Regions from separate parts of the Mus musculus genome. Here region 1 is linked to region 2. A link is a loop called in an ENCODE intact Hi-C map of the cell type or tissue named here. Cell type or tissue: left cerebral cortex. All regions are shown on one strand. Links, peaks and the distances in the headings refer to the core of each region. The heading gives the core; the rest is flanking DNA.

Region 1 (15,967 bases), core at 3,514-11,513, 59 kb after region 2:
TATTTTTCTAAATTTGATACATTTCAGTAGGATTGTAACACACTGAAACAAGGGGCTAAATATCAACCAAATAGAATATACCAAGCATAGGGAATCTTGCATTTCTCTCCAGTGGCTACATTGATGAGGGAAGCCTGACTTTGGAGAATATCTGAGGTAGGGCTCTAGATGTTTCAGCTTGCGTAAAGCCAACAGTGTAAATTCCCCGAAAGACCAAATATATTTAGGTTTATGTTGCATTAGGTAAATACAGCACTCAGATCAGAATTTGATAGCTTTGCTATGTGAGAAAACTGTACTCAAAGTGGCCAAGTTAAAAAAAATATTGGCAAGTAAGAACGTTGGAGCACTGAGCAAACCTAGAAATAAGTCACGTGAAAGATCTAGATGTAAGCAGTAGGTGTTCCCTGAGGGGGGAAGACTTGAGAGATAAAGACTAGAGAGTATCAAGTATCTAAAGGGTAGGCATGTAGCCTGGGTAGCAGTCATTGCTGTGACTAGAAGCTATTATTCTGAACAGCTGTGCAGAGATGGAATGGACTCCTGTATGAAGTAGTAGGCTCTCTGTCACTCTGGAGGCTGGAAAAGCCATGGCCACAAGGTCTGACGGTTCAGTTATATCATTTGATGACTGTGCGAGCTTCCCTGGCCCAGGGGACACCTTGGGCTGAAATCTGGCCAGGGCTGCAATAGCTTAGCATAGCATAGCATGGTTGCCCAAAGAGAAGAGATTTCTTCAAGAATTTAATAAGCCTGAGGACTAGCGGACTAGAAAGATCAGGTAAGGAATCAGATCACTGATTGGCTCCCAGCGGTGCTTACTGTGAAGTGGTGGTCTGTGCTCATAGCTGGGGTTAATTAAAGCAAGAGACTACACTGAAGAAAATCCAAAGAGAAGGGTTGCACTTGGCGAGGAGAACAGTTTGCGTGTGTTTTTCGAGGTGCTAATGCATTAGAAGGCCTCTCTAGCTCGGTCCCCAACAATGCTATGTGATGTAGCCATAGGAGTGGATGCGGAGCAAGTGGTCCTCTGTGCTCTTTATTGTATTTTTTATTTTTAATTTTTGATAGGGTCTCATTGTATGACCCTGACTTGCCTGGAACTTGCTTTGTAGAGCAGGCTGGTCTTGGATTCAGAGACCCACCTACCTCTGCCTCCTGGGTGCTGGAATTAAAGGTTTCCATGTTTGACCTTGATAAGATCTCTAATAACAAAGCCAGAGCCCTGCCACCCCTGAGGCACAGTAAGTGTTTGTCACATCTTCCTTCCAGACAAAACATCACAATGAGTAGATAGAAATGCAGATGACTTGTGCGTTTTTATAAATAGAAAGAAAATGTTTCTAAACAATCCTCTTTTCCCCTTGAAATATACACATTTTGAAAGTTTAATTTTATGTTGTGTGTCTACCTACATGGAATTGTCTCCTTTTTGTCTTCTCACCCCACTATCCTGCTATGCTGCCAACTGGAAGCAACTAAATTCTCTTTAAGAAAAAGGGAGCCCCATTCACCAAGGATGTGCTCCTGAGAGTAGAAAGAGTGAAGCGCCCATGAGGCATGGGCTTCCCTAGGTATCACTTCCATGGGCACGTTGGGTGTGTGTGTGTGTGTGTGTGTGTGTGTGTGTGTGGAAGCCAGGCGCCTGAGGCACTGCTTTTAACTTGAAAGAGCTCTGGGGTGGAACATGCCAAACCCAACTATAGCTGTGTTTAGTGAGAGTCAGTGGTCACAAGTGCTAGCTGGAGCTAAGCAGATAGGGTCAGGCTAGCAACCCCGGGCATCCTCTGCTGTTTCTGGATACAGAGATTTATCTTAGATTTCTAGGCTGGGAGCTGGAGAGATGGCTCAGTGATTAAGATTTCTAGGCTGGGTATAGTGATACACACCTTTGTTTCCAGCACTTGGGAGGCAGAGGCAGGTGGATCTCTGTAAGTTCGGGGCCAGCCTGGTATACATGTGAGTTCCAGAACAGGCAGGGCTATGTAAAGAGACTTTGTCTCACAATAAATAAATAAGTAATAAATAAATCCAATGTTGTTCCAGTTTTAATTTTAGAACCCTCTTGATCTTGTTTGTCAATCACATTACAATATAGTAATTTTTTTTAAATTAAGCACAGAACTAAATCCCACCCCACCACCTTTCTTTACCCTCCTTTTGTGGTTTCTGATTTGTCGGGTACACTTTGTGGCTCAGCCAGCTCTTTTTTGTGACTCTCTTGTGGCAACCTGCCACAGATACCTTATGTTGCAGTTGCTAAGACACTGCCAGGACAAAATTTTGCCACAAATTCTCCCAGGGGTCCACTAAAAGAGGACCCCTCTCTAGAGAGTGGGCAGGAAAAAAATGGCAATAATTTCAGGCTGATGGAATAAGATTCTGTATTAATGACGGGTGTGTATGTGAGTGTGTGTGTGTATATGTGTGTGCGTGTATGTGTTTATGTATGTGTGTGTTAGAGGATGTGTGTATGAATGAGTGTGTGTGTGTGTGTGTGTGTGTGTGTGTACTTGACAAGTGCCATGGTGCACATGCAGAGATGAGACGATGACTTCAGGAGTTAGTTCTTTCCTTCCACAATATGGGTCCCAGGGTCAGGTTCAGTTCCTCAGGCTTGGCAGCAATGCCCTCATCAGCAGAGCCATCTCTCCAGCGCCAGGAAGAGGACACTTACACAGGAACGCTAAAGAAAGAAAACTATTCAGCTCCAGCACATAGTTAGACACAGTGCATGTCTGGTATCCCAGCTACAGGAGGCTCAGGCAGGAGGATGGTGTAAGAACAGAAGTTAGAGGCCGGTGTGGCCAACATAGTGAGACTACCATCTCCAAAACAAAAGTATATTTGTAAACATTATAGTCATTTCCCCCTAAAAAATCTTACTCTCATTCCTCTTTCCCTCCCTCCATTCCATCTCCTCTTTCTCTCTCTGAGACACGGGAGCTTATGACGTAGCCCTGGGGAGCCTGCAACTTAGCTATGTAGACTAGACTGCCCTAACTCACAGCCTTCCTCTATATCCCAAGTGTTAAAAATAGGTGTTCACCAGCTGGTATATGGTGGTACAGTCTATTGTGAGTGATGCCATCCCTAGGCTGTTGATCCTGAGTTCTGTAAGAAAGCAGGGTAACCAAGGTATGGAGAGCAAGCCAGTAAGCAGCACTCTTCCATAGCCTCTGCATCAGCTCCTGCCTCCAGGTTCCTGGTTTGAGTCCCTGCCTTAGCTGCCCTCAGTGGACTGTGACTCTGGATATGTAAGCCAAATGAACCCTTTCCTACCCAAGTTGCTTTTGGTCATGGTGTTTCATCACAGCAATATTAATGTCAACTAAGACACACAATCCATCGAGAAATGGTGTCCTTCATACAAGGCACCAGGGTCAGCCTGCATCCTCCACACATTCAAACTTAGGAGGATAAGGCAGACAGCTATGAGCCATTCCATTGAAAACACCTTGAGGAAATCTGCTCATGCCTGGTGTGTAGTAAACAACTGTCGCTCTTCAGCTTGGAGAATAGATGTGCAACGGAACTCAGAGCAAAAGCAATGTGTGTTTAGTTTGTCGTATACCAAAGGTGGCTTTAAAAAAAAAAGTGTTTCTTAGGAAAGTCTTCTGGGAAAGGGATCGGTTGTTTTTCTCTTCACTTCCCCACATCTTGGCAAGGAAGGACTGCTCTCTGGGCCAGCGCCCATCCTCCATGGCTCTCCAAGTAAAGCTTAAAGATGGGATGTAACCACTTCTGAAGGGCAAGACAGTTTTATGTTCTTAAAAAAGACCATCTTGGCCTTAAACTTCAAAAAGCCAGGGTATGATGTGAGGGAGTTACTTCATTAACTGGGTTGGGGAGGGTGAAGCAGGATGGATTGTTAGGTTGTCATTTTTGAAACTAGATGATGTTTGTGTGGGAGTCTCTTACACTGTTCTCTCTGGCTTTGTGTGTGTGTTTGAAAGTTTCCACACACAAAAATGACAACAAATGGCATCCTCCTCTGTCATGAGATTGATATAAACATAGATGGAAGGAACATGGAATCAGAAACCCATTTTCTGTGTGCAGGCCTCATATATAATATATATGTAATCATATAGTAACTATGACCTAAACATCATATAGTCCTAAACATACAGTAACTGGTCTCCTGTTAGTTACTAGCAGTCTCTAATCCTGTCTTAACATTTGGAAAATGGAAGCAAAGCCCAGCTGACTCACTTTGTAGGTGTGCTGGCTAACTTTATGTCAACTTGACACAAATCTGAGAGAAGGAACCCTCAACTGAGAAAATGTTTCCACCAGATTGACCTATGGGCAAACTCATGACACATTTTCTTGCTTAGAGATTGAAGTGGGAAGGTCTTGCTCACTTTGAGCATGGACAGGTGTCCTGGTTGTATAAAAAAAACCAGGCCAAGCAAGCCATAGGGAGCAAGCTATTAAGCAGCACTCCTCCATGGCCTCTGCTTCTGTTCCTGCCTCCAGGTTCCTGCCTGACCTCCCTTCATGAAGGACTGCACTTTTAAGGTGAATGAAACCCTTTCCTCCCTAGGGTAGCCTTTGGTCACAGCGGAAAAACACTAAGACAGAGAGTGTTGAGAGGATAAAGGAATGAATGTTTCTATAAGTTCTATGTCATCTGTAAAATGGCACAAACCCATAAAATCAGATCGTTTTAATTGACCTGTAAACCAGATTATTTATGCTCCTATTTTTCCCCAAACAGTTAAATAAAGCTGTTCCAATAATAAGCAAATTCATACTGTGTGGCTAGTTTCATGTGATCTTGACACAAGACAGTTGTTTTAGAAAAAGGAAGCTCAATTGAGAAAATGCCCCTACTGGATTGACCTGTGGGTAAGCCTGTGGTGTGTTTTCTTTATTGGTGATTGATATAGGAGTACCAGTTCACTGTGGGCAGTGCCACCTATAGGCAGTAGTCCTGGGTGGTATAAGAAAGCAGGGGAAGCAGCCAGGAGGAGAAAGCCAGTAAGCAGCGCTCTGCATTTGATGCAAAGCAATGGTGAAGAAGAATTCCGGTCGTTGAGCACAAAACCAGGCAGAATGCTGAGCTGAGAGGGATTATCATGGTCTGGAGTTGGCATTTAGGTAATACCTTCTCTCCTTGTGTGAGGTCTAGTTGAAGGGGCAAGCACTAAATAAATGCAAGGTCTGTGAAGGCTTTTGTGTGGAAGTCTGAACCACTGTGCTTGGTAACATTTATATGGAGTCTTTGTGACTCCGCTTGAACTTGGCCTGTTACTAATGACTAGCTTCTGTTTGTCAGTTTATTGAGTCTCGTTGTGTAGACCTGACTGGCCTGGAATTCACCATGTAGCCCAAGCTCGCCTTGAACTTGAATAGATTCTCCTCTTGCATCTGTCTCCTTAGTCCTGGAATAATTAGACATCTATCTTAATCTATGGCTACAATAAAAATTACATCCACAAATGCCTTTAATTTTTATGAGTGCAGGGTGGGGAGGCACGGATAAGCATGTACCATAGCACAGTGTGGAAGTCAGAAGGCCATCCGGGCGTCAGTTCTCACCTTCAGCTTGTTACGGTGGTGCCTTTAGCCTTTCAGTCACTGCCTCAAACCCAAGCTGTCCAGCAGGCTCCTGGGGATCGCCCTGTCTCTGCCTCCCATTGCCTGAGTAGTTCTGGGATTACAAACTATAGGATTTATGCATTGAATTCGAGCTCCAAGGTTTAACTCGGGTCACCTGGCTTACATGGCTAGTGTTTTGACGACTGAGCACTCTCCCCGACCCCATAAATGCTTTGAAAAGCACATTTCTCTGCAGGTTAGGGCTTGGGAGTTGTTTGATTTTTTTTATTTTTTATTTTTATTTTTTGGTGCAAATAAAATGAGAATTTATCTAATTTTGCTACTCAGCCTGACATCAGAAAAAGGACCTATTTGCATTCATTTATTTTCTGATTTCCATTGTCACCAAGCTATTTCTTATTTATCTTTTAACGATTATAAAATCATTTTAAGGAGAGCTGTTGGTTTCCATTATACTGTCAGATTTTAAAATTAATTTCATAAAGGAAGTTTTGTGAGCAGGAACGCAGGTCCCCATTTCTCCATAGGCCACACAATAAACCCATTAAAAGGCAAGAGAACATCGGCCCTGTCCACTTACTGTATTCGCTAGTCCTTTAACTAACAAGATGTCCAGGTGAGGGAAATATGGTGAATCTTGACACAGAAAATAATCTGTTAAGTGACAAACACGTGAAATAAGAAAGGCTCCCCCAAGTGAGCCTAAACCACACAACCTGGAAAGGGTCCCAATAGTCACATGACCCAACAGTTGCCTGCCTGCCCCCTGGAGCCGGCTTCTGTGTCTTTTTCCCACGGCGTTCACTACTCTATTTACCAAGTCTTCTCTATCAACTGTTCCGATCAATTGCAATTATTTCCGAGCGCATGATGTCAGCTTTGCCGACTGCCTCAGTTCCATTTGATGTTTTTGGAACTACCGGGACTGTGTTTGGTTTCTTTTTAAAGGCAAGCAGTTTTCTAAAGCTTAAAATATTTCAATTTTGAAAACTAAAAGACTCTTTCTTTAGTCTGTGATGAATATTTGAGTAGAGTTAAATTTATCATTCTGGCAGTACTCACATTGAACTTGTCATTAACTGTGACTCATCAAAGATGTTGTGTGGCGAGCCTGTGGGTAGCAGATGGTTCTGTTCAGGGGAATGGAGGCAGGAGGCTCTGAGGCCCAAGGAGCGAGACTTCTCATAGTCACTGGCTGTTGCTCATAACCTCTAGTGAGAAAGCACAGTAATTGGGGTGGGGTGGGGCAAGACTGGGCTTGTGTGGAGGTCAGCGGGGCTCTTTTGTGTTGGGATTATGGGTAGAGGAGCTGACAGTCACTGTTGCTGGCATGCCAGGTGTGGTGTGGAATGAAGCAATGGCTAGAAGCAGCACAGAGTAGAAAACCAGAATGTGTCAGTTCCTATGGAACCTGTTATTCTGGTAACTATAGTGACAGAGACCACCACACAGAAAGAGGGACGGCTTCAGCACCAGTAGTATCATTAGGAATCCAGTGTGGAATGCAGGCAATGAGCCCTCCTTAAAGAAGCTTTGGCCTCAGAGGCAGGGCAAATGGCTTCTCCTTTCTCTTCCCCACTCCCATTCTGCTTTTCAAGTGATATTGCTTCCACCCTTCCTGAATTCAGTTTTTCTGACCTTTAACCTCCAGCCCAGCCCATCATAAAGCCCAGCACACAGGCATAAGCCAGCCTGCAGGGCTATTCTGCACCATTCCGCCATTCCTTTGCCTTGTTATCCATCAATCCAGCCACATGAGTGGGTTTTCTGAGAGTCTGGGTCCCAGTGTGGACTCAAGTGCACCATTCTTTGTCAAGACAGGTTAATGACTTTTAATTAAGAAAAAAGGACCATACACCGAGTCATTAACAGAGCTAAGAGAAACCTGAAAGACAGAATTGAAATCCTCTTAGATACACTTCACAAATAATCAGAATGGTTTCACAGATGGCACCTGCTGGGCCTCTTGGACCCACAGCCTCTCCATCTGTAGGACAGACTCACAACAGTGACTAGTGTGTAGTTTCTTCAGTGACAGGGGAGGAACAGATGAGACAAGCACCAAGTGTCTCAGAAAGAGCGGTGAGAGAGGGAGGCGAGACGGTGACTCGACTCGCTCCTGGAACAAGGAAGCTCAGGGAATTTACTGGGAATCAAAGAAAACTGGCAACTGAATTAGTAATTAGGTAGAAGTGTTTGTTTTGTTGTTGCCATTGTTTATTGTATAAGGTACCACTAAATGTGTTCTGCCATGCTGATAAGAGACTGTTTGAAAACACATCTTAGAGGGCTAAAGAGATGACTCCGCCGGGTGTCCTGAGTTCAAATCACAGCAACCATCATGGTAGGTCATCTATAGTGGGATCCGATGCCCTCTTCTGGTGTGTCTGAAGACAGCAACACTGAACTCAAATATATAAAATAAATACATCTTTAAAAAGTCTTAAGAATACAATGTGCAAAAAATAAAAATAAAAATAAAAAAATAAAAAAGAGTACAGTGCTCCCACCAGATGTGGTAAACACACCTTTAATCTCAGTACTCAGGATACAGAGGCTGGTGGATCTCTGTGAGTTCATGGCCAGCCTGGTCTATAGGATGAGTTGTAGGACAGCCTAGGTTAAGTGTTGAGATTCTGTCTTGTGGGGTTGGGAGGAGAGCACAGTGCTCGAGATTATGGTGCCTGGAGTTAGGCTGTCCTGTCTAGCAATGGAGTACTTCATTTGGGGGCGTCTTAGGGTGATCATTGCTGTGATGAAACACCAAAGAGACTTGGGGAAGAAAGGATTTTTTTCAGCTTACACTTCTACATCTCAGTTCATCATCAAAGGAAGCCAGGACAGGATCTCAAGCAGGACAGGGACCTGGAAGCAGGAGCTGATGCAGAGGCCGTGGAGCAGTACTGCTTCCCGTGGCCTGCTCAGCCCGCTCTCTTCCAGAACCCAGGACCATCTGCTCAGGGCCGGCCACAGCCACAAAGAGCTGGGCCCTCTCTCATCAATCACTCATTAAGAAAATGCCCCACAGGTGTGCCTCCAGCACAATCTTATGGAAGCAGCCTCCCAGTTGACACTTCATCCTCTGGTGACTCTGGCTTGTGTCAGGTTGACTTAAAACTACATGTACAGGAGGTGGCCTGACTAATATAACAGAGTACCTGCCTGCCTCCCCACTGTCAGTGGAGAAGCTGGGATCGAGCATGGGCTTCGCATTTTTCTGACCACCTCACTGGAGCGAATGATCAAGCTCTGTAAGAGAAGACACACACCAGTTATTGTAGATAAAAGGATAAATAAAGGAAGTGACAATTCTTCACTTCTACAGAACTAGAGATAGATGATAAAGAGAGAGAGAGTTAGGAAAATGGGAGGAACAGTGCCTCAGTGCTGTGGAGACTGAAGCAGAAGCAAGCAGTTTAAACCGTGGTCAGCTCTTGGGCCAGGAGATAACTCAGTTCATAACATGTGAAGACCCAAGTGGGAATCACCAGCACCCGTGTAAAAAGCCAGGTGCTGGAGAAAGAGAGATAGGAGGTCCCCTGACCACCAGGTTAGCCCAAATCAGTGACTCCGGGTTCAGTTAGAAGGTAGAGAGCAGTAAAGGAAGTTTTGCAGTGCCAGCCCAGGCCACACGTGCACACACATCCTCATATGCATGTGCATACACACAGACGTACACATAGATGCCACACATGCACAAACTAAAACAAATTCATTGAAATGGATTTTGAAAACAAAGTTTGTCCTTAGTGAACATTGGCCACCTCCCTCCCTGCTTGTTCCTTCCTTTTCTGAAGTTCATGAACCAACACTGCAGAGCCTGTCTGGACAGATACACACACGGGGAAAGGACTGAGAGCCATCTTCTACAGACCCTCTCTAGGCATGGTGGCCCCTGCCGCTAATTCTAATACTCAGGAGGCAGAGGCAGAGAAAGGATTTCCCCCAAATTCAAGGCCAGCTCGCTCTATACAGGGATTTCCGGGCTATAGAGTGATAGACCCTGACTTTAAAAAAAAAATGTTTTTAAAATCATTTTGTTTGATGATACTGAGTATTCCAAAATGGAGGTGAAGAAACATAGATATAGTTATATTTGGAGATATTTTCATTTGCACGTGACCCAGGAACAGCATCATAGCCTTGTAGATTTCTCCATTCTGTTTCTTCTTGTTGAGCACATGTTTATAAGTAACTAAGATGTTGAAAACTTTGGAGCCAAAAAAAAAAAAAAAAAAGGATGTCATCTCAGATAATGTCTATTTTAAGTGCCTTGATGTTGTTTGTTTTTTACATCTCTCTAAAAAAACCAACCAACAAACAAACAAACAAACAAAAAAAACCCAAACCTGATTTGAAGGCCGTCAGCAGGAAGCTCATGTCCCTCGTGGTGGAGCTTTTGTGTAGGAGCTGATTTATGCCTTTGATGCTTGAAGGGACTTAAGGGGGGAAAAAAGGTGTCAGGATTAAAACATTAAAAATAGAACCATAAATTCCAAGATTAAGTCCCTTGAGTTCCTTGGCATTTGAAGTAATTTCCCCAAAGTAACTTCCTTTGTAAAAGCCCATAAATTTCTGAGAAAGCTCCCTGGTAGTACAGTGGTTAGAATAAATTTATGAGAAATAAAACCTTATCTGCTCTAGAGATTATTATGTAAATAAAAAAATAGGATTAGACCAAACCAAGCATTAGTTGGGAAGTGTGATGAGGTCATGTTCAAGTTAGTCTGTGAAGTGCTGAGGAAGTGGCCTTCATCCAGGCTAGGTGAATACAGCGACGAGTAACTTTCTAGATGATCCCCGTTTGCATGTATTTAGCATCATCTTTGACTTATCCACAGGTAGTATCCTGTCAATACCCGAAACCCAGAAGGATTCTCCGTCCCCCATTTGTAATACCAAAAACTGGTTCCCTTTGACCACCAAGGACCCTGCCTGGAAGGAACTGGTCTCTGAAACGGGTGGTTTCTTCTTGACCATAATCAGAGTCGGGACATGTAGAAGAATCATTGTTCCTTCATTGGAAGATTTATTTCCTTCAGAGATAGCTCATGAAAATGTATGAAAAGGTCGTGTATTAGCTAGACAAGGTGGTGCAGGCCAGGAGACAGAGGCAAGAGGGTTGAAACCAGTCTGACGTAGCAAGATCCTGGCTCAAAATCAATTTCTGGTCAGCAAGGTGGTGCATACCTTTCATCCCAACAGTTGGGAAGCAGAGGCAGGTGGATCTCTGAATTCAAGTCCAGCCTGGTCTTCAGAGCAAGTTCCAGGTTAGCCAGGGCTACACAGTACACAGGGGAACCCTGTCTCACCAAAACCACCACGATCACAACAACAAACAAATACACAAACTTCATGCAGGTTTGGAAGCTAACGATGCCCAGGGCCTACACCCAGCAGGCAATCTCTCTGCTTCTCCCTATTCCCATTCATGTGCACACATCAGACTTCCAGTTACTGCTACAAGATTAACAAGAAATCCTTCATGGCAACTGGATCCCCATTGGCTGTCTTTTCTTGGTCAAATGCTGAGTATTTTTGGTTTGTGATGATAACTTCATTTCAAGCCTGAGAGAGCAGTTGACCTGCCCTTGGTCTAACAATACTGAGCAGCTGCCAAAACCTATTTCACATCCGGGGGAAACATGTCCCTGAAGAGGGGACATAGAACCATGCATGTTTTTTTTTCCAAGATGTCTCTTTGGGTACCACATCAGGAAATGTTCTTCCAGTGGTGGTGTTGTAGGGAGCTTGTATTTGGCATTTTATTATATTTTTATACACAAAACACATATACACATTTAGGTAAAACACTCATATAGACAAAAAAATTAATTAAAAAAAGTAATGAAGTATCTTTAAGCTCACTGTCTCCTCTGGCTGGCAATTGTTTCAGACTCTCATTTCACTCACTATATTCCTATGTCAAATTTCTCAGCAGTGTATTCACTTGATCTAGACAATAGGGTATATGGTTCGCTCAACCTCACCCTACTGACCTAAAGATTTATCTAGGAAATCTTACATTGTGTCATTCCCAGAAAGCCTTCCTGAATGTTTTCTCTGAGACTAAACTCACCCAACTGCTCTTTCATCTGTTCACTAATATTTATTATTCTCCCATAACATTTTTATTTATTAATTTTATGTATATGAATACATTGTCGCTGACTTCAGGCACACCAGACGAGGACATCAGATCCCATTACGGTTGTGAGCCACCATGGTTGCTGGAAATTGAACTCAGGACCTCTGGAAGAGCAGTCAGTGCTCTTAACCTCTGAGCCATCTCTCCAGGGTAGCTCTACATTTTCTAACCCCTTATTTTCATTTCACCATATATTTTAGAGTTAAGGGACACCCAAACAAACCCAGCCAGTCTGTCCAGCTTTCTTTGTACCACACTTTTGAGAGATGGGAACTTTGTCTCTCCATTGAGATGGATGCCCACTGTAATTAAGAGCTTGCGAGAATGCTATGGGTGCCAAATGGCTGATACCTAACAGCATGCAGAAGGAACATTTCTGAGACCAGTTTAGCCAGGGTTTATGGAGTACTGTGGCCAGGTTCATTGACAAGGCTTGAGTGGGTAAATCTTGAGTGGATAGACATAGCAGGTTCCCCCAAGGTACATACTCTGAAAGGCTGAGGGAATGACCCAACTGTACAAATATCCAATCCCAAGAAAGTCCTATGTGTAATGCACCTGCTTGTAATCTAAAAGACAGGCAGGAAGATCTCAGCAAGTCAAACCTAGCCTGAGAAGTACAGCAAGTTCCAGGTCTCCTTGGGCTATAGTGGAAGACATCTAAAAAGGGCAGCTGGCAGGCAGGGGCTGGGGAGGCAACTCAAGTCAGTAATGTGCCTGCTGCACAAACATGACTTGGGTGTGGATCTGCAGTGCCCAGCTGAAAGTTGACACAGTGCACCTCTAATTCCAGTCTGAGGAGTCGGAGAGATAAGCAGCTCCCCGTAGCTCGTTAACCTAGCTGGATTAGTGATCTCCAGGTCTCAAAACATAAGGTAGAGAACAATGGAAAAGATACCCAATGAGGGGTCTCTGGCCTGCAGACATGGACACATATGTATGTGTGTACCCACACACTAGTCAGAAAGAATAAAAAAAAAAGAGGGTCATCCTGGGTAACGTAGCAAGAGCCTGTCTCAAAAATATTTTAAGAAAACTTTATGGGAAAAAAGTCAATCTCTTAGTCTTAGGCCTTGTAAGACGATGGAAACAAGTCTCACTAAGGGCATAGAATGTCCTCTCTCATCCCTCATTAGACAAGGCTATTTCAAGAGAAGGTAGATACGTCAAGTGCCAAGCCATATAGAAGGAGTTGCTACGAAAGTGCTAAGAGAAATGTCATAGCAGTTGTTCAGATGCGGCATACCAGGATGAGTCACACCTTCCCCTACACACATTGTCACCTACACATTTGGGGATGGTGTCAGAGCAAGGAAAGAGCAACCCCGTGTACCTCTGTGGAGTCGTTCTTATGCCTACTCCTTGACATCACTCATCCAACAACCCTCCCCACCTCCTACTTGGCCTCTCAGTCCCTACGTTAGGGATAAGGAACCACACAGAGGCTGAGTAGTTCCAGGCCAGAGTCACTATCCCGCGGCACCTCCTGGCCAGTGACAGCAGTGAGTGCGCTGAGGATCTGCTCCCAGTCTCAGCTCCATCAAGGCATCCACCTGGTGACTTACAGGCAAAGGCATCTGGTCCAGAACACACTGGATCACAGCCTTGTGGTTCTGTGCCAGTTCCCAGTGACAGGAGCCAAGCAGAAAGGAATGTGAAGGTCACAAACTGAGTTGTCCTTTTCTTGGTGATATCTCACTGCTTCTGGGCACCCGCAGGCTCCGACAGAGTGGCTCCAGGCCCCCTCCCCACATCTTTTTCTAATCATCATTCTGCCCAAGTAGCCCAGAATTTTCTCAGAGAACAGAAACTTAGCAAGCATCTAGCATCTGCCAGTTACACAGTGGGAGGAGGGCCACTAAGGAGATGAGCCTTGCGATGAAGTCCTGGGCAAGGAAGCACAGGGACCTAAGTTCTGATCCCTGGCACCCGGAAGCCAGGCATGGTGCCATGAGCTTGTAGTCTCAACACTGGCAAGACAGAGCAAGGAGCACCCCTGGGACTCACTGGCCAGCCAGCCCGGCTGAGTCTGTGCCTCTAGCTTCAGTGAGAAACCCGATCTCAAAAAATAAAGTGAGGCAGGCAGTGGTGCCATATGCCTGTCAGGAGGCAGAGGCAGGTGGATCCCTGAGTTCAAGGCCAGCCTGGTCTACAGAGTGAGTTCCAGGACAGCCAGGGCTACACAGAGAAACCCTGTCTTGATAAACCAAAAATAAGGGAAGTATTACTACTAACAACAACAACAATAAAGTGGAGAAAATTGAGGCAGACACCCAGTGTCAACCTCTGAGCTCCACACTCCTGTGCATTTGTGAACCCGCACCCTCAGGTACACATGCACATACCCACGTGAACAGTAGATGCCATCTACTAATGATGAGAATGAACAATCGTAGTCATCAAAAGTGAGTTAAATAGGAAGGCCATTTGTTCCACTTGGCTCTGGATTTTTTTGTCTGTGCCTGTACAAATCACAGGCAAGCTCGGGATACCCGGGATACCCGTGGAAAGGATTAGAGTGTGATAACTGCCATTATTACTGGCGTTTTACTTTTCACACACCTAGGTGCAAATAGCACCCTCGGAGGTAACAAATGCAAAAGTATGAAGTAGAGCTTGCTAAGTGCTCTGTTTACACAGAGAGTGTAAATTAAAGCTGTGGTTTAAGGCTGTGTGAAGAAGGAGTTGGGGGTGGGGGGCAGTCAAACAAAGGGCCTGCATGCCCAGTAAGCAGAGCCTGGGGAGGCCCCATGCTGACAAGAAGGTAAGACCAGGTATTATCCACATGGGTTCTCCCAGTGCCCTCTGACCAAACCTCCTCTTTGTTGAGTGTTTAGTTCCAGTACAGGAGCGAGTGGCACCTTTCTCTTTAATTCTGTCCCTCCCCCTGCCTCCCTCTACCATCAAGGGTTGGGCCAAGAATGAAAGATGGCTTCTTCAGTTTTTAAAAAGCTCAGTGTAGCTCATTATTCTGAAGTTCACCTGTGGGGACCTCATGCTGCCGTATGTTTGGGGGAAAAGCTACAGATGATGTGTGTGCATTATAGAAGCTGCGCTCTATAGGTGAGGGCATAGTCAGTGTCCTATTGCCGTGAAGAGATACCATGGCCAAGGCAACTCTTCAAGGTGAAGAGTTTAACTGGAGCTGGCTTACAGGTTCAGGGTTTAGTCCATTGTAGTCATGCTGGGATCATGGCAACACACAAGCAAACAGTATTGGAGAAGTTGCTAAGAGTTCTACATCCAGATCTGCAGGCAGCAGGAAGATACACACACACACACACACACACACACACACACGCACACACACACACACACTGGGCTTGAGCATTTGAAACCCTAGAGCCCACCCCCAGTGACACACTTCCAACAAGGTCACACCTAATAATGCCACTCCCTGGTGACCAAGCATTCAAATCTATGAACCGATGGGGGCCATTCTTACTCAGAACACCGCAGTAGGCTTACTCACTGAATCCACACAATAACAGGTGGGTCTGCTTCCAGGGGGAACTCCAAGGAGCAGCCAACAAGGTCTTTGTGAAGTGTGGTCCTTCCTCAAGCTCTGCCTGGCAGGTTCCATGCATTTAAGCTTCCTTAGGGAAACCTCGAGGACTCCTTATTAAGTACGGCAAGATGACACAATGGTGAGCTCCTAGCTCTGCCCTTGCACAGGCCTGCAAGAGGAGTCCCTGGGCTGTGGTTTTAATTTCAGAGCCCTTGGGGAAAGGCAAGAACATTTTCCTATCGAAGTCTAAAGCAAAGTTGTTGGTAGAGAGGACTTAGAGAACCATAGGAGGGCCGTCCCACAGCGAGGGCCACACCCCTCCCTAGTTATACCACTTCTCAGGCCCAGACTTTACCTCCCCCCATCTTCATTTCAGTTCCTGCTGACTTAAGCTGTCCTTAAATTACAAAACTATTTCTACCTCCATCCCCTTCTCTGGCTCACTTCCCTTCCGAGATGAACTACCCGAAGGCTGCAGCCAATCCATCTTTCTTTCAGCAACTCCTAACAAGCTACAGCAAGCTGTACAACAGCCACACATCCAGACATCATCTGTCCCAGCTAAAGAGGACCTGACTCAGAGGCTAGGGGCTCCCTTTCTTCTCACATGGCACTTTCTGGGTCGCCAGTCTGCAGTGCTAGAGCTCCATAGCCCAAGCACACCATCTTTGTGATGTCTGTGTTCCCCAGAGCTCTAAAATGCAGCAGTGCACCAAGGGAGATGGACTGCTGAGCTGTTGCTG
Region 2 (15,967 bases), core at 2,862-10,861:
GACTGAACTTTTCATGGCTCTGGGTCTTTTAAAGTTAGTTATGTTTTATGTTGTGATATTACTATTAACATGAGATCTTGGGATTATCAAGAAAGGAAAGGTGTTTGTCAATTGTGCTAGCTAGTTTGTTGTTGGGTTTTTGTTTCTTTGTTTTTGTTTTGTCAGATTGACATAGCTCTCAACTGAAGAATGCCTCCATAAAATTCTTTTGTGCATATCTGTAGGGCATTTTCATGATTCATGGTTGTTGTGAGGGGGCCCTGTAAGCATCTATTAGCACAGAGAGAATGCAGTGTGAGTAGTACCAGCCCTGGGAAGAGGGTTCTGGGTTCTATAAGAGAGCAGGCTAAGCAGGTTACAGAGAGCAAGCCAGTTCACAGCGCCCCTCCATGTGTTGGGTGTCCTTAGGTCTTGCCTCCAGATTCCCGCTCTGACTTCCCCCAGTGACAGGCTGTGATACGGGAACTGTAAGAGAACTAAACCCTCTCCTCACCAATCTGCTTTGGCTCATGGTGTGCATCACATTAAACTCTGCCCAGTGGCATAGAAACTGGATAGAAACCCTAACTATGACGCAGTGGATGGCTTTTCCTCTGAGCAGCATCAGAGCAGCCTGTAGTTCTTCAGTGTCATTGGATCTTGGAGACCAGTTTTCAGGGGCTGGCTCTGAACCTTAGCCTTCTGAATTTGGAGCCTGGGATAAGTCTAGACATTTAAGTTCTACACAGGCTTTGCCTTAATCTCTCTTGAGGTGTGAATACTGTCTCTTATTTCAAATAAGATAGATAAATAGATAATTCTTAAAGTGTTACAGTCATTTGATTGGTCTTCCAGGATACAGCAGTGTATTCAATTGATAATCCCAGATATTTGAGTCCTTCTATGAGGACATCTTTAATGTGATAACTAGTCAGACACATCTGTTCATCTAGCACTGTGGAAGTTTCTTTTACTAGAATAGATGTTGTTGATGTCGTAGGGGAAGTGGGAATTCAGTACCGGCTTCACATCCTCCTTTTCTGTAGAGGCCTTAAGACAGTGCTCGCCTCCAAAATAAGTCAGCTTAATAAAACGACCTGCTTTTTCCTGGGTTCCTTTTGTACCTGGTAGCTGCTGTTAACTTGAGGGCCTTACCAGATGTGTCTCTTTAAAGCTGCTCACATTAAACTCTGCCCAGTGGCATCAATTCTTAAATTTCCCCCTGAAGTTTGACCCCCAAGAGTCTACCTATTGCTGCCTGGGAGAATTTAGTGTCAAGCAGAAACCCAGTGAGTTACTGTATAGTTCTCTCTTCAGTGTCTTTAAGAATATGTAACTTATAAGTGATCCTTTTTACAATAAGCTGCACTTAGGGGAAAATGCTTGTTTCTCTGGGTCAGCTCACACCTCGCAAAGAAATAGCCACAGTATTTTTTAAATAATTTCCTCTTCAATTTAAAGCTAAGGTACAAAACAGTGGATCTCTTCAGAGTGCTCATGTATGTACATCACTCATACGTGTACCTTGCTCATGCTCATCTCCCATTAACCGCTCTTGTTCTCCTGTAACAGGTCTCTTCCCTTCCCACAAATAATCTTCTTCTGCTTTCACATATACATATGCATATACATGTACATATGCATACACACACACACACACACACACACACACACACACACACATATATATATATATATATATATATATATATATATATATATATATATATACACATGGTTAAGGCTAAATTCAACCTATGAGAAAACATTCAATATTTTTAAGCCTTTTTATTTTTTAAGTTTTGTTTTTTTCTAGATGGGGTCTCACTATGTAGCCCTGGCTGTCCTGGAACTCACTCTGTAGACCAGGCTGGCCTTGAACTCACAGAGATCCTCCTGCCTCTGCCTCCCTCATGCTGAGATTAAAGTCATGTGCCACCACACCAAGTAAAAGCAGCTTTTTAAAGACATAATTCACATGTGCTGTTTACCATTAAAGCATATAGTTCATTGGTTTTTCTTGAGTTCACAGAGCTGTGTAGCTATTGCCACAATGTAATTTTAGACCGTTTCCTCTCTGCCAAGAGTAGCCCTGTTTGTAGTCATTCCCCAGTTCCCAGTCAAGGCAGCCACCAATCTACTTTTTTTTTCTCCAGATATTGAATGTTTCCTGTAAATGGAATCACTCCATATGATTTTGAAAATGGCTCCCTTCACTCCACACTAGCGATCTTTAAATACTCTGGTTTTTATAGCAACCTCTCAGAATAGATTCAGTTTATGGATTTCAAGTCACTCCTTGGCCTAGTTTTATTAAATTTGTAATATTTGGTTAAGTTGCAAAATATATGGTCACATATCAAATAACATTGGCTGCTGATAAGAATGAATAGAGTCCTGTTTCAGTATAAAGAGAATTTTGCTCGAGATGTGGTTATAGTTATAGTGCATGATGCTGAATCAAAGTGTGGCCAAATAAATTGGGATATAACAGAATTTCAGGATGTCTTATATTGGGTAATTTGAGGCTTTGGGGTACTTAATTCCTAAAGTAGTCATGTTGTCTGTCCTCTTCTAATTCCTGTCCCTTTTACAGAATGCTAATTGCTCAATTAACATTGTAATTCTATAATTAATAATTTTAGAATGTTAGTTGCTCAAGATTAAATAGCTAGTTAATAGCAGAGCCAGTTATAGCAAAATAAAAATTTCAATTCCTAATCCAAGGGTTTTTTGTTTTTTTTGTTTTGTTTTGTTTTTTTTTTTTCCGAGACAGGGTTTCTCTGTGTGTAGCCTTGGCTGTCCTGGAACTCACTTTGTAGACCAGGCTGGCCTCAGAAATCCGCCTGCCTCTGCCTCCCAAGTGCTGGGATTAAAGGTGTGCACCACCGCTGCCCGACGGTTTTTTTTACCTTTTATCCCTGGTTGTTAAAGTTGCCTGTGTACCTTAAAGACCAAGAGAGGGACTATGTTAACTTTTATGGGAAAGAAAATTCCAGAACAAGGAATGAAGGGGAGCAGACGAGAAGTAAGAAGCTGTAAGCAGCAGAGGGTGGGTGCGTGGGTGGAATGCCATGCAGGCTTGGCGAGCAGGTGCACAGCTTGGCCATGTGTAATGTCTCCAGAGGGAGAGGGATGGTCTCTGGGGGAGGGAGCTTACTTGCTCGGCACCCCTCCCCCATTACCAATGAGCAGACATCTTGGAGAGTTAACTCATGGTTCTGAGTGGCATCTTCATGCTTCCCACTTGGAGAGCTCAGAAAGAAGAGTTCCAAGCCCGGAAAGACTTCGTCCATACTTGCAAGAAGAGAATCCGGAACATTTCAGTATATAGGTAATTTGAAAGACTTTTTCACTCCCTCTGTGATATTTCTTGCTGGTCTCAACAATGACACAGTAGTTAACCAAGAGAAGGAGCAGGCACATCTGGCAAATGTCCTCTAGAGACACATGTGGAGATGCTGACTCTGATCTTTGGAGGAAAACTTTTGATGATAGCATCTAGTTAATGGTCACGAGCCATCAAATAACTGTTTGCATTGTGGTTTATCGTTCGTTCAGGCGTCCTTTCTGTGATGGGCGTTACCTTGTCATTTAGTTGCTATGCATTTGAAGATTCTGTAAAATCTGGCAGGGTTTTTTCCCCTAAAGTTATTGCTTTGGATTTTTTTTTTTTGGTTGTAAGACTTGTTCCATATGGCTGGGGGGGGGAGCGGGGTGTAGGGAAGGAAATGGGATGGAAGATGGGGAAGATGGGTGCCTCATTTCCCACCAACAATTGGGAGAATGGAGCAGCAGCCAGGCAGTGCGGTGTTTCATCTCAGCAGCAGCTGTTACTCCTTTTGTAATGCCAGAGTTTTCGTGTTTTGTGAGCAGTATATAATCATGTCTAGACCGTCATGAAATAGTTGAATATGAGCATATGAACAATCACGAACATATTTCATAGACATTTTAATAAGATACACATTTAGTAGTAATAGCCCACTTTAGCGGGATTTTAATTCAGCAACATGGCTGCTCTGGCAAGGGATCACATCCAAAGACTTAGGTCTGTGTGATCCAGCTGGAATGCAGACACACAGCACGCCTTTATTCCCTCTGGCTGGAATACAGGTATGCCCTTAGTATACACCTTTAAGGTAAAGCTAAGTTTGTAGAAGGAAGCAGATTTGTTTGACAGTGACATCTAGTTGAGGAACAAAGTGATGAATCAGAGAAAGATTTGACGGGATGAGTCAGAGATAGGATGCGCCCAACTCTGATGAGAACAGCACAGGACAGGGGAGCCCAGGCACAGAGAGGGAGTCAGCTGGGAGTCAGTGCAGTGAGTGCAGTGTAGGGCGGTAAGTGCAGTGCAGTGCAGTACAGTGGAGCTGAGTTCTTCCCTGAGTCCATGCAGTGCAGTGCAGGGCAGCAGAGGCAGCTGAAGCCAAAGAATAAGAGGGAGCCAGAAGATTAGAACAGATTGCCAGAGTTCATCTGAGGTCAAGCAGGGCAATTCAGTGAGAAGCTGAGAGAAGCCAGATTAGATCAGCCAGCTTGGAGAGGAGTTTGAACCAGGACAGCTGAGTTGAAAACCTGCCAGCCAAAGTTCAGAAAGAGCTAGAAAGGGTGAGCTTATCCAGCAGTAAGCCTCCGAGATGACAATTACATCAGGCAGATAAGCGTTACATTTACAACCCACAGATTTGGTGTCCACAGTTTGCCATTTACTTTTGCAAACATGACACACTTTGTCCTGACCATGGTTCAATAAAATAATTAACAGAGTCTCCCTCCCTCTCCATTTTGTGGATTTTTTTTTCAAAACTGTCTTATTTGTGATTATGGCTTCTGTTACTGTCTTTAAAGCCAATAACTGCATCAAATTTGTGTGCCACCCCAAGCTCTAGAGTTTTAGGGGTGGAGTGCTTGGCATGTGGGGGGAGGGGGGCGTGTGGAGGCCAGGTGACATTCCTCAGGTGACATTCCTCAGGACTTCTCCTTTTTTTTTTTTTTGAGACAAGGTTTTTTTGTTTGTTTGTTTGTTTGTTTGTTTGTTTGTTTGTTTTTTATCAGCCTGAAGCTTGCTGGTTTGGCTAGCTGGCCAACCAGTGAGCCCCAAGGATCCTTCTGTTTCTCTTTCTCTAGTGCTTGAGTTAGAAGTATGCACAACTATACCTGGCTTTTGTAATGTTCTGGGGCTCAAACTCAGGCCCTTGGCAAGCACATTATGGACTGAGCTAGCTCCTAGACCATCAATACCCAGATATTTATATCTAATAATTTTATTGACTTATCCACTTGGATATCTGAGAAATAGCAAATTCAATATCACCAAAACCACCTGCCTGGCCTTTCTGATCAAGCCTGGTTCTTATCCAGCGCTCTCTTAATTAGTGAATGATTTTATCCTTCAGCATCCATCTGATGTGCAAAACCAGAAGCCTAGGGCTTGCCCTTTCCCCATAAAGGAGTCGTCTCAGTTTTGCTTCCTATGTAGCTCTGGGTTCGTCTGCTTCTGTCTTCCTTGCCACCACTCCTGTACAAGCTTTCTAGCATCATCAGTTTGTACTGCTCCAGGAAAGCATGCACCCGAGCAAACAAACTATATGAAAGTCAAGAGATGGTGTTTAAGGGCTGACCAATACCTATGAGCAATGGAAGAGATTACTCCTTACTGGGCGACTCTAGCAAGGCATCCTGGGAAGTACAAGGTCAAATGTCCCTTGTTCTGAATATTTACCACTAGAAGTGTTCTAATTTAAGTTTCCTATGTACCCGTGTACACATATGCACCCACAAGTGTGCAAGCACACTTATAAACATACCTATGCCCATGTACCTTACACCACACATGTACACAAACATTTTCTGAGGGTCTTTGGAATAGTTGCATAGACCAGAGAGCTCTCAAGCAGCTGTAAATATGGGGATATTTTGGATTTCAGATTTTTAACTAGGGTGTTCAACTTGTATTTGATTGACCTGGCTTTAAATAATTAAACTAAATCCATAATCGAGTGATAATTGATCTCTGGCACATAGTAGGTATTAACACATGTTGAATGACTCAAGGCTCTGTCAGTGTAGAGATGGGAGGAAGGAAAGACTTTTCAATCTTGTTATAGTAACGCTGTATAAATTAACGTCTATTTCTCTTTTCCTAGTTGGCTCCTCAGCTGGAAAAATTAATTTGATCATGTCACTTTCCATTGTTGCAATCAAAAACTACATTATATATAAATATAAAGGCATTTCCCCTGCCTTTCCTGAGGGATACAGTGGGAGACAGAGCCAGCCCTTTACTTACAGCCCTTTATCTTAGGGCTGCAAACCAGCTTGGATTGCTGAGGCTTCTTGCATTTTTTCTCTTTCTTTTTTAAAAGCTACTTCTAGACTTATGGAAATCTCCACCAATGGTGATACAGGCCAGGGAGAAGTAAAATCATTTAAATGCACAAGCTGATTCTAAGCAGTTATGAAAAAGGTCTAGTTAGGTAAATTAAAACTGTGTTAAAAAATAATTAACAAAAACATCAGCCCAGCAATGGTGGTGCACGCCTTTAATCCCAGCACTCAGGAGGCAGAGGCAGGCGGATCTCTGAGTTCAGGCCAGCCTGGTCTACAGAGTGAGTTCCAGGACAGCCAGGGCTACACAGAGAAACCCTGTCTTGGAAAAAAAAATGCATTTGGGTCCAGTGAGATGCACAGCAGGAAAGTACTCGCATGGTTCTTGCAGAGGACTTGAGTCCAGTTCCCGGCAACCATGTTGGGTGGCTTACAAGTGCCAGTAACTCCAGCTCGAAGGGATCTGATGCTTTCTTCCAGCCTCAGTAGGTATCTGTACTCGTGCACATATCCAAGTAGAGACACGCAAATACACACAATTTTTCAAAATAAATTTAAAATAGATGAAGATAACTAATATGTGTGACATCTATGAAGACCCGAGAGTGTCCAGCTAGGCCCAACTTCTTTCTTTCCAGTACCTCCCAACAGTGCCACCTAGAGACCAAACTTTTAGACACTCGAATCCTTGAGCAATAAAACCGATATTTAAACCATATCCACAGCGATAGTCATAACTCACTGCCCCTTAGAAGCAGGTTCCTAAGCATACACCTACATGAAAAGCTAGATGTTAAATGTAGGACAAAAGTCACAAGTTATTGTAAATTATATCATCAAGAAAGCAAAAGAAAAGCCCATAATAGTGGAAGAAAATATTCACAACTTATATAACTCATAAGGGACTTGTATCCAGAATATATAAGAATCCTTGGGCCAGCCCAATAGCTTAGCAGATAAAGGCAAGTTCACAGTAGCACTGTTCCGTGTAACTTAAAAGAAGACCCAGCTCAAATTGCTAATCCACTGATAATAACTGAAAATAATAAACGAAAATGATGGATACACAGTATTATAAATCCATATTAAAGAATTATATTTGGCAATAAAGTATTGATATATGCTATAATATTCTGACATTAAATGTAAGTGAAAGAGACAACATTATCACTTTGTTGTATTGTTCCATTCCTTTGTTGTAAAATGTTAAGGGTAGGAAAATCTGTAGACCTCAAAAGTAGAGTAAGTGACTGCAAAGAGCTGGTGAGGTTGGGAAGCAGGGCTCAGAGGAAGTGGGACTAGTTGCCATTAGCAATGGACTTTCTTCTTAGGAGGGAGAAAATGTTGTAAGATTAGATTGTTATGATGGTCATTATAGCCCTGGGCATATAACAAAGGCCACTGAAGTGTCTATTTAAATATATACTGTATACTGTACCCTATATCTCAGTAAAGCTATTTGGGTTTTGTTTGTTTTGAAACAGGGTCTCACGATGTAGCTCTGGCTGGCCTAGGACTTAACTTGCTATTTAGACTAATCTGCCCTCCCCCTGTTAGTGGGATTAAAGCCTGTGTCATCACACCCAGCTCAATAAAGCTATTTTTTTTGTTTTGCTTTAAAAAAAAAAAGAATTGAAATGGATGTGTGATACAATATATCTGTCTTTATGGTAGGAAAAGAATCACGTCTCCAACACATAACTTTAAACCAGTCTTATTGTTGTGATTTGCATCCATACTGTCCCCCCAAGCACATGAATTAAAGCATAGTCCCCACTTGGGTGTTTTGGGAAGGTAGTGGAAATGTTCAAAGATGAAGCCTTAGGAGGTCTTTAGGTCCCTGGGGCATGCCGCATGGGATTATGGAGCTTTGGTATCTTTCTGGTTCTCTTTCTCACTTTTCCACATACTCTGTGTTGCCTGGTGGTCCCCCTATCCTGTACTGCCACACTCAGTGAGTCCCAAACCCACGGGCCAATTGAGCATGGCCCAGAGCTGCTGAAGTACTGAGCTAAAATGGAGCTTCTTGTTGTAGGTTGGCTATCTCAGTCACTATTATAATAATGAAAAGCTGGCCAAGAGACACTAATCTAGAGGATTTATCAGGTCACAGTAAAGCTTATGCATTTCTGGATCTAGTAATTATGACTTTTGTGTATGTGTGTCTTGTGCTGGGGTAGTCTAGTGGTTAAAAATGGTGCTGGCAAGCTAGACATCAATAGTAAAATATGAATAAATGTGTTCTAAGATATCCCAGCTGGTATTGGTGTGGAAAGCTATAGGATAATCCTTTCATAGGGTATGTGGATGCCCCTCTAGTTCTTAGTATTTTAGAATTAATAAAAATTGAAGTTGGCTAACCTTAATATAACTTCCAGATGTATTAAATTTGCATATTGTGTTGTTTCCAAGAATTTCCAAAGACTAACAGTTTTAAAAGGTTGGAAACTGCTAAGAAAACTTGTAGTGACCATTGCTATTCTTAGAAAAATGCTTACACCAACACTGTATCTCAGGGCAGGGGCCAACAGAGTGTATGTGAGAGTACACCATTGAACATCAGGAAGACTGCTTCTCGAAAGGGAAACTGGACGTTTGAATTCGAAATAACCTCTTACACTAGTGTTTTTGTCTGTGGATCATGTAATGGGCATGCCTTGATTAGCATGGTTAATTAGATGCTGGATTAAGATAGAAGAATTTAGGGGAAGTGTGTATTATGTGGAAATGTGCAGTCAGCCAGGAGAGTCCTGATGCAATGGCCGGCATTTGTCTGCACAGTTGCTGTTTTGCAGACTGTGGTTTATCCACTCCATTCCTGGTGTGCCTGCCGTGTTTGCATAGCTGTCGCTATTTGCTGCTCCCTCCTTTTATTTTCCTGTGACTTCTTTCCTACTTGTTCTCTATTCAGAGCACAATTGAAGATGCCACAATCTTTTTCTTTGTGGAATATTTGAGAATGGAAGAATAAGCCGTCTTATCATCCTCAGTGAAAGGAGAGTGTGTTCGTTCATTCACGGGCTGTGGGTGCTTCCTCCCTCTGCCAGGCTTCCTGCTGGCTGTTAGGTGTTTCTGAAATAATTAAGGAGGTGACTACAAGGCTGATCTGTGAATACAGTGTAGTGTGACATTTCAGTACTCTCTAATGATGCCAGCAGAGTCTATGCTGTTGTAGATAAGAAGAAATACAGTAACTGCATTGACCTCTCTGTGACAGAATGACAAATGACAACAGACTTGTTCAAATCCCGGTCTTGAGCTGAAGGAAGAACTGTATTTCGCATTAGTGAGATCCTGCTTTGACCTGATGCTAAAGCCAGCTGTTCTCTCAGCATATAATGATGTCATACGTACTTATTTGAGTGGGTGACAAATTTTGTAATCTCCCTTCCAGCCTGCCAATTCCTTTTCCTCAGGATGTTACTGTCCCCACTGCATTTCTCTTCACTCCCACTGGCTTGTCTAGAGAAGAGTGGCTATCAGGGCTGGGGTTACAGCTCAGTTGCTAGAGTACTTTAAGAAGTATGCATGAAGTCCTGGACTTGATCACTCCATAAGTCAGGCATAGAGAGGCTCATGCCTGTAACCCCAGTACTGTGATGGTGGAGACAGGGGAATCGTAAGATTAGGATCATCCTCTGCTACATAGAAAAATTGAAGTCATCCTGGGATCCATCAGGCCCTGTTTCAAAAACAAAAACAAAAAGATGTCATTGTTGCTAGTTCCATTGCCACTACAGTAGCACTTAGTAGGTGTGTGTACTGTACATATAACAGACATTACGAACTTTGTGTCCCACTTTCTACTCTGTCTGTCACTTTAAAATGAGTAAACTGCTATGGAAATAGGTTGATAAGAATGATATGATTTGAAGCATTTAAGGATAATCAGGACTATAAGATACACTGGAAAGAACATGCATATATACCTTACTAGCTATTTCTATCTTGTTAGACAAGATGGCACAGCAAAGAAATGAGTCTCTGTCATTAATGCCATATCCCAAACAGTAAGGCTAAACAGCTCAGATGAACAAAGAATTTAGAGTGTTCAGTCAAGCCACTCACAGGCTCCTTGGGAGGGGACAGGTACATTCCTTGACCCCTTTCCTTCGTATTCAGGAGCAACTGACCTCTACGTCTGAGATCCAGCCTCTTGCTCTTCCTCTATTGCTCCTAGCCACGAGATGGACACTTTGGCCTCCCTATATGCTCTCCACCAGATGTGCTGCCTAGCAAGAGGCCCAGTTCATCATAGCTGACTAGGTCTTTGTAAATTACCAAGCCCTCACATCACTCTAGAACATTTAGCTATTTTTTTTCCCTTGCTACCCCGTGGGTATGAGCTTAGGAAGAGAATCTTCTAACCAACAAAAAGGAATTTTCTTTTTCTCCCCATGTCTGAGTTTAGTTTTGTGTTACAGATATATTTAGAAGGCCTTCTTCAGAGGAAGTGTAGTCCTCAGAGGAGCCTGAGACAGAATGTTCAGAGAATTGAGGGGTAAGCGTGATGAATATGGAGTGTGAAGAACCAGGACCATCCAAGGGATGGGGCTTCAAAAAGAGGAAGATGGCACGTACGGCACTGCCTGTGTGTGCCAGCTATCCATCAATGTCACGTGCCATGTGCTGTTGACTTAGAAAGGGAAAAAGGTTCTTTTGCCTCCTGGTTTTAAGAGTCCTGGTCCAAGATGAACTGGGCCTGTTGCTAGGCAGCACATCTGGTGGAGAGCATATAGGGAGGCCAAAGTGTTCATCTCGTGGCCAGGAGCAATAGAGGAAGAGCAAGAGGCTGGATCTCAGTTTCTAAGTTCACATTTCCAAGGACCTAACACTTACCCCAAAGCCCTACTTTTTGAAGTTCTACTGCCTCCACCCAGTAACCCCACCTTGGAAGCAAAGTCTCTTAACACACAGGACTTAGGGGTAGTCTAAGTCAGACCGTAGCCCTGCTAAACAGCCCTGCCCCATCAAAAAGAATTTAAATGAATTGATTGGATTTACCAAGATTACCACTAGTGGGCTGGCCATGGAGCCTTTCATTGGCATATCTGGGAAGAAGGGACAATGGAAACAGAAGAGTGAATGTCAGAGTCAGGAAGAAAACAAGGACACTTCCAACACAGCTTCTGTCACCCTGGAAGCCCATGCGCAGAGCCAAACCCACAAGATGAGGGCTAAAGGCCAACATGCCATTGCCTGCAGAGGTTACACCATTTACAGAGATGGGCACTGGAATATTGAAAACCTGGAGTTATTTGTTCTGAGTCCTTGACACACATGACCTAACCCCAGGCTCTTAGCTATGTTCGGATGAGGTCATCATTCCCTTTTTAATTGGTCAAGTATCACCGGCACACAGCCATTTGGTGTGCAACTTGAGGCCAGACACTGCAGCTGTGAGGGCCCTTCTCTAACCACTGTTTTCCACTGTCTCCAAAAGGGCGAGGGCAAAGAGAAGTTATAGGAGATGGAGGATACAAGAAGTGGTTTTTGCTTCTGGCTTTTTCTGTTTTTTTCCCTTAAGATAGGAGGATGCCAGTGAGGGGTGTGAGTGATGGAGAAGAGAGTTGAGCGATTGATGGAATTTCTCTCTGAAAGAGGCAAAAAGGAAGGAAATCAGAACTTTATAGGAATTCATTCTTAGCTGTGAGGAGTGACCCCTTTTCCTGACATTCGCTTAGGGGTGGCTACATCTGAAATGAGCAAAGGATCTCAAGGAAGGCATTTCTGCTGGTTCTCTCTCTCTCTCTCTCTCTCTCTCTCTCTCTCTCTCTCTCTCTCTCTCTCTCTGTGTGTGTGTGTGTCTGTCTGTCTCTCTGTCTTTCTGTCTCTCTGTCTTTCTGTCTCTCTGTCTCTCTCTCTGTCTCTCTCTCTGTCTCTGTCTCTCTCTCTCTCTCTCTCTCTCTCTCTCTCTCTCTCTCTGTCTCTCTCTCTCTGCTAACGAGTGCCCCTGACTGTGTGTTCCCTGCGATGCTGCTGTGCGAGGAGCTGTCCCTTTCACTTTTGGTGATGCAGTTTCTCTGGCCAGAGGACTCTTTTCAGTCATCATACATCTCTCACTTAGCTCATCCAAGCGGTGCCTTTAAGGGGGAGGAGGTGGCATTCGGGGAGATCTGTCAGGTGCATACGAGCAATGCTTCTGAGTCATGCTACTTAGTTAGCTGTGGGACAAACGAGAACAAACCTCTCAGCTAATGAACAAAACGTTCTTGGCTGACCTCCTCATCTGCACTTGCCTTAGAATAGCCACAGGGCTGCTCATGATGTGAAATTAGAGAAGATAAGACATTATACATTTAAAACGGGTGGGGGGGGCAGTTCAATAGGTACCTAGAAAAGCATAGGTACCAAACTCTAGCAAGATCAGTACTCACATATCGCACCTCAGAGACAAACCCAGAGCTGCCACCAAATTTCACTACGTCTGTAGCACCCCACAACACTAGTAGTCATACCATAATCAACACACATTCCTTGGACAAGAAACTCAAATACTCTTTGGGGTGCAAAATGCATTTGATGCCTTTAAACAAATTTCGGAAGAATTTGGCAAAAGACTGTCTAGTAAAAGCCAAAGAAGCAAGCCAACCAGTGTACTGTGTGCTAGGCTCACATCCAGCCAGGAATGTGCAAAATCTTTACATCTATGCTCTAAATATGAAACCTGTTCAACACTTGAATTCAGAGCAGGAGAAGTACGTAGTCTCCGACTTTTTCCAAGAGCTATTTGATTCCCTAATGGTTATGTCACAACAATGTTTTGTCAATGTGGTCTTGTGAGACAACAGAAACGCTAAAAGCACATTGCTGACAGAGCTCCTTCTGGTGATGGGTAATAATCCTTTAAAATTTGAGGAAGTGTCAGCTCCGACAGCACATCCACAGATCACTGGGGCTGGAACTGACATCTGAAACCAGTTGTATGTACTACGTCAGACGTTCTCCTGTAACCTCAGCACTCAGGAAGCCAAGGCAGGAGAATTTCAGAAAGTTTATAGCTAGATTGGGCTACTTAGTGAGTTCAAGGCCAGCCTGAGCTATCTATGAAGACCTTGTCTCAAAACAAAGAAAATAAAAATCAAACAAAAGAAATTCTAGGTGTAGGACAAGGTCCTTGAAGATACAGAAATGGCCAAAAGTGAGGAGATGCTAACAAGAATCGTAGTCGGACCAATGAGAACAGACTCTCCAGAGGATCAAATGGCATTCTGTGTTTCGTGAAGTCAGCTTAGGAAGTAAAGAAACCTAAACAAACAAACAAACAAATAAATAAATATTTTTTACACAGGAAAAATATGCAAAAAGATGTAGATACAGTCCGCTAGCCTGGGAAGAGAAGGAAATGGATTCCTAATAGACCCAGTGGCCATTGCTAAGTTAGAACCAAGTGGATGCAGCCAGATAAAGAACTCAACAGTATTTGAGAAAGGCTGTTTCAGTCCTCTTTCCTAAGTTTCAGACCATCCCAAAGCCTGGAGAAAATGCTAAATCTGAGGTTAGCTTGTGTGGCCTGGGACTCAACACAGACTGGGGCTAAAATGTAGGCAAGCCTCACATCTTCCTGCTTCAGGCCACACAAGGAGAGAAATGCTTTCCTGGAATAGATAGATGGGCACATAAACTCAAGCAACAGAGCTTTCTCCCCTGAACCTCTTACTGTAAAATTAACTGATGCAGAGAGAGGCATGGGTGCCAGTGGCCGATAAAAGTAACATGACTCGAATTCCTGGTATTTACAAGTCTGTCAGGTGAATATGGGCCCAGCAGATCTTCAGAGAAAATGCAGTCATTATTTGGTTATGGTAACTGTCTTAGTTAGGGTTTTACTGCTGTGAACAGACACCATGGCCAAGGCAAGTCTTCTAAGGACAATATTTAATCGGGGCTGGCTTGCAGGTTCAGAGGTTCAGTCCATTATCATCAAGGTGGTACCATGGCAGCATCTAGGCAGGCATGGTACAGCCAGAGCTGAGAGTTCTACGTCTTCATCTAAAGGCTGCTAGTGGAAGACTGACCTCCAGGCAACTAGGGTGAGGGTCTTAAGCCCACACCCACAGTGACACACCTACTCTAACCAGGTCACACCTATTCCAACAAGGCTACACCTCCAAATGGTGGCACTTCCTGGTCCAAGAATATACAAACCTTGACAGTAAGAGATCATATATGTAAGTGGCAGATGATTCTAACTGGAACACCTGAAAAGGATTAATTACCTTCTGAAAACAGGAGTCTGAATAAACAGTGGTCATCCCTCTGTGATGAGTCACCTTTCAGGTCATTTCATAATAAATCATATCATTGTACTTTGCAGGCAGACAAGATTCAATTAGATACCCACCAGGAGAGCATATTTTTTCATTGACTTTTGATTGTCAAGACTGAGATCATTCACTCGCAGAGACTGTGGTCAATAAGAATGAAGAATGTCAGCTCTGGAGCCTGGCTAGTTTTTAGAACCTCGTATGACCAGGCACATGCCTGGAATCTTTCTGACAGGCCATATTAGATATGCTATGGCCATGACCTAATGTGCTTTTCTTCATGGGAAAATCTATACTCTAGATCAGATAGCTAAGAGTGACTAAAAATCATGGTTTATTGGATGCTTGATAAATTTAAGACATTTTTCAAGGTTACAGGCGTAAGTGATCATATTTAATTTTCAGAAGTCTTAATGGAAAATGCCTTCTTACCCTTTTTATAGAAGCAGCTAGGCTTAGTGAATTTAAATAGGTTGTCCAAAGTCATCCAATGAGTGCCAGCGCCCAGAATTTGAACTCTTAAGAATTTGATTATGGTACCTATAATTTCTACTGTTTTCTTCCTCTCTCTTCATTTTGAAATTTTACTCAGATATAAAAGTTATTGAAATTTTGGAATTGTTGACTGGTATAATTTTTTAAGGTACAAAATCTTACAAAGCAAGTATAAATTATAGGATTCTAGAACTCTCAATTGAATGTGTGAAATGATAATTATATGGATATATTAAGCAAAGAACTTCCTGCCATATCAAGAAAAAGATGGTAGAAAAATAGATGATAGATGGATGGATGGATAGATAGGTAGGTAGATAGATAGATAGATAGATAGATAGATAGATAGATAGATGATATATAGATAGATATAGATACAGATATATCAGCTTGAAAAGGCTTAATGTTCTAATTTCTATCTACTATCACCATAGCTTCCAAGCGAGCCAATCAATAAAGATTCACATCTGCTTATCCATTCTGTAGAGTTGGGTTAGAGTACTTAATTGAGAGAGAGAAAAAAAATGTCCACATTCCTACTGTCTCCAATGTCTTTGAACATTCAGGTGGTAGCATGGAAATTGCCACCAATTACCAGACTGCATGAAACACTGCTGTAGAAGGCATGTAATGGACCCTAAACTTCTTATCTCCAACAAAGCATGGCTCCCTCTGTGACGGCATTAGGAGATGGGGTCTCTGGGGGATGATTAGGAATGGAGAGTAGAGTCATCATGCTTGGGTTAATAGCTTTTAAGACCTGGGGAGACCAGATTCTCCCCTACCACCACATGTCGTCACAATGAGATGCCTCCTATAAAGCAACTGGAACTCGATGTCAATGTCTGCCCCAGACTGCTGTATCTTCTAGGTCTTAGCACTTCCCAGCCTCC

The links. Hi-C counts contacts between places; a loop is a spot of excess contacts. Peaks named below come from ENCODE experiments on the same cell type or tissue, not always from the same donor. Only the 100,000 strongest peaks of a DNase experiment are listed, where the experiment ranks them.
Region 1: a loop joins it to region 2, with 2.2 times the contacts of the local background. A loop is called at or near these places in 2 of 42 quality-filtered maps.

The regions. Positions count from the first base shown.
Region 1 is chr2:121,612,375-121,628,341 of GRCm38, reverse strand. The region is part of intron 1 of Frmd5 (FERM domain containing 5); the gene reads left to right. Among named protein-coding and RNA genes, the nearest start is that of Wdr76, 110 kb to the right of the region's middle. In left cerebral cortex, for the core only: CTCF peaks have their summits at 4,891 (motif pointing left) and 7,945 (motif pointing left); DNase peaks (open chromatin) are centred at 3,639, 4,988, 6,605 and 7,496; H3K4me3 peaks cover 419 bases; H3K27ac peaks cover 1,448 bases.
Region 2 is chr2:121,670,906-121,686,872 of GRCm38, reverse strand. All of the region lies in intron 1 of Frmd5 (FERM domain containing 5), which reads left to right. Among named protein-coding and RNA genes, the nearest start is that of Frmd5, 130 kb to the left of the region's middle. In left cerebral cortex, for the core only: a CTCF peak has its summit at 6,958 (motif pointing left); DNase peaks (open chromatin) are centred at 9,143, 9,364, 9,640, 10,758 and 2 more places; H3K27ac peaks cover 1,389 bases.